Regions from separate parts of the Mus musculus genome. Here region 1 is linked to region 2. The links are chromatin loops, found by intact Hi-C in ENCODE. Cell type or tissue: heart. All regions are shown on one strand.

What was found. Peaks named below come from ENCODE experiments on the same cell type or tissue, not always from the same donor. Only the 100,000 strongest peaks of a DNase experiment are listed, where the experiment ranks them.
Region 1: it touches region 2 in a loop (5-fold over the local background); 4 of 42 quality-filtered maps call a loop at or near these places.

Annotation. Positions count from the first base shown.
Region 1 is chr8:10,639,972-10,642,471 of GRCm38, reverse strand. No RefSeq gene overlaps it. Among named protein-coding and RNA genes, the nearest start is that of Gm32330, 32 kb to the left of the region's middle. In heart, no CTCF peak of the experiment used is centred here; no DNase peak of the experiment used is centred here; H3K27ac peaks cover 1,822 bases.
Region 2 is chr8:10,586,504-10,589,003 of GRCm38, reverse strand. The region is part of intron 32 of Myo16 (myosin XVI); the gene reads right to left. Among named protein-coding and RNA genes, the nearest start is that of Gm32330, 86 kb to the left of the region's middle. In heart, no CTCF peak of the experiment used is centred here; DNase peaks (open chromatin) are centred at 1,463 and 1,843; H3K4me3 peaks cover 541 bases; H3K27ac peaks cover 1,469 bases.

The sequences.
Region 1 (2,500 bases), 53 kb before region 2:
TTCAGAGGACTATCTCAGCACCCGTCAAGACCCAGGTGTGTCACAGGGAACAAGTCCCATGAGCACTTTGCTTCTTGGAGGACTGAAGTTTCAGGTCAGAATTTTCTGGGTTACGACAAGTTCAAAGTACTATGAGTTTTTAATTGACTGTGTTGTGGAGAGAAGGTTGGCAGGAGGCGATGGATGAAATATCTGTAGCCAGAATCTAAGAGGAGAAAGCCCCTCTGTGGTAGCTTAGGTTTGTGGTGATTGGTCTTCTGTGGGCACTAGCTGATACAGATGGTAGCTGAGCCTTTCTGTGAGGTCTCCTTGGTAGACAAGACATTTAGAAGATGCAGTGAGGCTTATCTTCATACCAAACTCATATTTTACACCTGTCTGTGTTGGCATGACCACATCTTCCGGGAGTCCTTTGAGAGGTCTTAGGGGTAGCAGAAAAGCCAGCTGGTTTGTCAGTCACACCATAGGAAGGTTGTGCCTGCACCCTCCAATGCTGGCTCTTTTAGATAATATTCCCATGTGACTGGATTCTGAAGGTCTTTTAGTTCTCTTACTAATATCCATCTTGCAGGGATGTTTCTCCCACTCTCCAGGTTGTCCATCTGAGATGGTCTCTGTTGCTCTGGAACCTGCCTATCCCTATGATGCAGAATCCCCACATCTGATTGCCTTTCCCATGGCTTGCCACCCCTGGGGCCAGGGGGAGCATGCAAAATTCTCTGTCCCTGACCAAGATGTCAGTGACTCCAACCTTTCTTACCTTCCACTCAGCTTACTCTGGAGGCACAGAAGAAACACAGAATAAATAATTATGCAAGACAAGCATCTGTCAAATAGTGATAAATACTACAGACAAACAAAAAACAAAACTACACTGAAAAGGCAGGGATGTGGGGAGACCTTGCAAGGCTGATTAGAATGGTCAGCAGATGCTATCTTGACAAGGTAATAGGAACTGCACATTAGCAAAGGAGAGTTTAAAGTCAACTACTGTCCCCAGCAGCAGCTGTTTCCAGGGGCTGCTTACAGGACTGGGATGGTGATGGGGGTTCCTGCCATGGGAGACCCTGGTGAACAGGTCTAAGGTATAGTAGTAGGAATTGGGAATTAGAACTGAGAGTTTCCAGTCTAAGAAACTGTTTTAGAGGTACATTCCCCAGAGGCTGCTGTGGGCCTCCTCGGGTCAGGCAGCAAATGGCTTCATGAGAAAAGAACCGGTGTGCTAGAATCAGGGAGTGGAGCTTGAAGGTTTCAGAGTCTCTTTGCTTTCGGGCTCATTAGCTTCTTCCTCTCGACTCCCTCCAGTTTTGGGGTTTCTCACCTTAAGAGCTTCGTTGGCTCACACACTGCAGAACTGGGGGGCAGAGGCCGATTTTTTAACCCAGTTGTCTTACAGCTATGAGACAGCATTTCATAGAGTTGGGTGTTCCCTGGCATCCCATTAATAGTGTGAACGGAAGATAAGAAGCCTAAGCTTGTCTCTCTACCCTTGTGATTTTCAAGACAGTTGGAAACCGTCAAACACCCACACCCACACCCACACCCACACACACACACACACACACACACACACACACACTACACTGCCCTGCCTTTTGCAGTTCCTGTCTGTGATAGCTACTGAGAATCCCAGGCAATATTTCCCTCAGTGTCTACTCTATTTCCCCAGGACCAGAGACTAATTTAAGGTCCATGTCCATCACAGGATCCCATAGACTCACCAGAACCCTCTGTTTCATAACATCAGAGACTACACTGCATTCATACCTAACCAGGTCCGATGACACTCTGCTGGGTCCCACTCCTGAGAGTCTGGTGTCTGGATTACCTCTCGGGACCCTGTCAACATGTTCAAGCAGGCTCATTGAAGAAATAGCTTGGGCTGGTCTGTGTCGTTTCCTCGGGCTGATAAGTGGCAGGCTGTGGAGGAGCTGAGTGGGAGCGGGGAGAAAAGCCTCTGACTCTACACGAGTGGCCTGTTTGGTGGATGTGGCATTTAGGTGACATTCCACATTGCAAGACATTTCTGGAGCAGAAAGGCCAACTCTAAAGCAGCCTCGCATCTATCTGGTTGGAGAGCTGTCACGAAAATCATCTGCCAAGACCACAGAGGATGCCAAGTCTGCCAGTTTTGACAATCTCTTCCCCTGGCCATAGATTCTCTTGTGTTAAATTATTGAGTTTCTTTCTCGAGTATTTAGTGAAACATGAATGTGTTCTTCCTCTGTACTTCTAGGAAGCTGAATTTTCTGCTGCACTGTATGTATTTGCTTCCTTATGGAAGAGGGGGAAGGTATAACGGGGGTTCTTTTTTTATTGGAAGATGAGGTAAGGGTGGAGAGGTCCTTGATCCATCACAGTGAGAGGCTAGAGGGCTCCTGATACCTGGTGTCTTAGTCCATTCTGGGTGCTGTAACAAAATATCATAGAGTAGGCAGTATATACACAAAAGGTCTATACTACTCACAGTTCTGGAGTCCAGGACATCCAAGATGAAAGA
Region 2 (2,500 bases):
AGGCTTCAGGGAAAGGGAAAGCTCTGACCTCATTCATGACTCCATGCCCACCAGGAAGGCCTTCCAGGTGACCGCCGCAGGCTTGTCCCTAGTCCTTCTCTAGGCCTGGCACACCCCTTCTCTTCAGCTTGCTTGTGTTCTGCCTCCCTCCTCTTGTACATCCGTATCTCTAATTCAAATACATCTTCTGATACGTTTACAGGAGTTACATGCCTAGCATGTAGAGGGAACTCAATAAATCATGGCAGAATGAAAGATAAATATAGACAGTGTTGTGCAAGCTATAATCCCAGCATTCAGGAGGCTGAGGCAGGAGACTCACTGAATGTTTGAGACCAGCCCTGGCTGTCGAGTGAATATTATGTTTGCTAGGGTTCCATAGCAAGATGTTGTAATGTCAGGGAAAAAAAAAAACATAAAAAAAAAAAGAAGAAGAAAAGAAAAGGAGACTAAGGAGCACTGACAACAGGGCCTCCTTTCCAAGCACCACCAACATCTCCCACGGTGGTAAACTCCACTGTGTTTTCAGAAAGAATTCCTAGCAAGCCCTAGTGGTAGCATGGTGCAGGTGATGGCTGGAAGCTGGCAGGTGGGAAAGGGCTGAGCATCGGTGGCAGCGGCATGCCTTTGGGTCCCACATCTGTTTATTGCAAATTACAAGATAAGGACAATATTCCACTGCACACTGGCTGTTTCCTCTTATTCAGAGCTTTCTACTGCAGCCCAGCATTCTATAGGAGGAGGAGCTGCTGGATGTTCGCAGTCAATGCCCAGCCTGGTTCTATAGTTTCTGTCATTAGAATAGTCAGTACACACAGCCTATAAATATTGAGTGTTTATTTTTAAATATTACCTTATGTTACTTTATAATCTCTTGCTTTCGGGGCACTGGAGTCAGTTTGATGGGGACTGGCATTCTTCACCTGAGCTACATGTGACTCTGGAATCTTGGTGGCTGGGATGGCTCATATCTCTGAGCTACAGTGGCAGGTCCTAAATGCCTTCCTTACAAGGGTGTCATTTCTCAGACTTCCAGAAGGAGCAGGTGACTCCTCCAGATCAACGGCCTCCAGGATATCCTTGAGGCTTCTATTAGTCAGGAGCCTGAGGCTTGCAGCAGAGAGCCCCCAAAGGCTCACTCTTAAGATCCACAGGAGAACCTGGAGGGTGGGAAAGTGCAGGGGACAGCATCCCCTGCACCTCTGCATGGGATGCAGAAAGAATGGGAGGGACCTGAGGGACAGAAGCCAGATCTGCTGCAGCATTGGGGGTGGGGGTGGGGGTGGGGGAGGGCGATCTGCTGTATTTGGTTCATCTCCAGCCTGGCTTCCTCCAAATGCCTTGTGCGGAGCTGAAGGATAAATATTCACCTGGCAAAAGCTCATGATCTTGGAGGTGATGCCATAAATAGAAAAGCCGTCAGGGTTTAGACTGCTGCCCTGCAGAAGGGCTGGGCAGTGGGGGGAGGGGCAGGGCAATGAGCGCCCTCAGTAAGGAGAAGTCTGGAGGAGGCAATGCTGGAAGACTCTGGACCTGCACGGGGGCCTGGGAAGGGGTTGGAAGGGGGGCACTAGCACACACCTGGGCGGGGGGGGGGGGAACACTAGCACACACCGGGGGGGGGGGACGCTAGCACACACGGGGGGGGGGCACTAGCACACATCCAAGGATAGACGTGGGCGGCTGTCCTCGGAACAGAAGTGCTCATTATAAAGCCCCTAGGCAAGGAGAATTTCTCCCAGGAAGGGTGCTTCTTAAGAGCCAGTGTGGAAGGTGAAGGCAGTGAGGGACAAGTAGGGTGAACTTACAGAGAGGAAGGAGCAGCCTGGGGTCAGGGAATGACTCGAATTGGCAAGGAGTGGGGCTGGACTAGCCAAGAGTCTCAGTTCAGTCAAGGATAACAGACACCACACCGGACAGGCAGTGGAGTGTTTCTTTAAGAGAAAAGATTTTATATATATATATATCCTCTGCTAGTTACCTTCTTTACCTGAGATAACCTCAGCTCATGTTTTGGAATAACATGAGCTGGGATCAGGTTTTCAGTAACGCTGGAAGGAACCAAACTGGAGCTGTCTACAGGACTTAAGGCTGAGAGTGCTATGCGAGGTAGAAAATCCATAAGGATGCGGCTCAGACTCATTACTCCCACTGGCTACGACTCCTGGGCAACACAACAGGAAAATCCGTCTTGGGAAGGCCACTAGACTACTGTGGAAAGGCACAGCACTTGCCCTTTGCCGCTTGTCATCAAGGAAAACTGAAAATACAGAGGGCGGGCCTGGCCCCTCCTCTACCCTCCCAAGCTCTCGCTTTTAGGATCCAGGAATTACAGCTCAGCCCTGGTAACAAATGCACACAGATGGTATATGCTAAGACCTGGACAGACCTTCTTTGACCTGAAACTGGCAGTGAGTTTATGTCAGGCTAAGTTTAGCCTGTGTTGCATGGGGCAGCCTCCCTTTGACTTCTGATATGGCTAATTCTCCCGTAGCTCTGC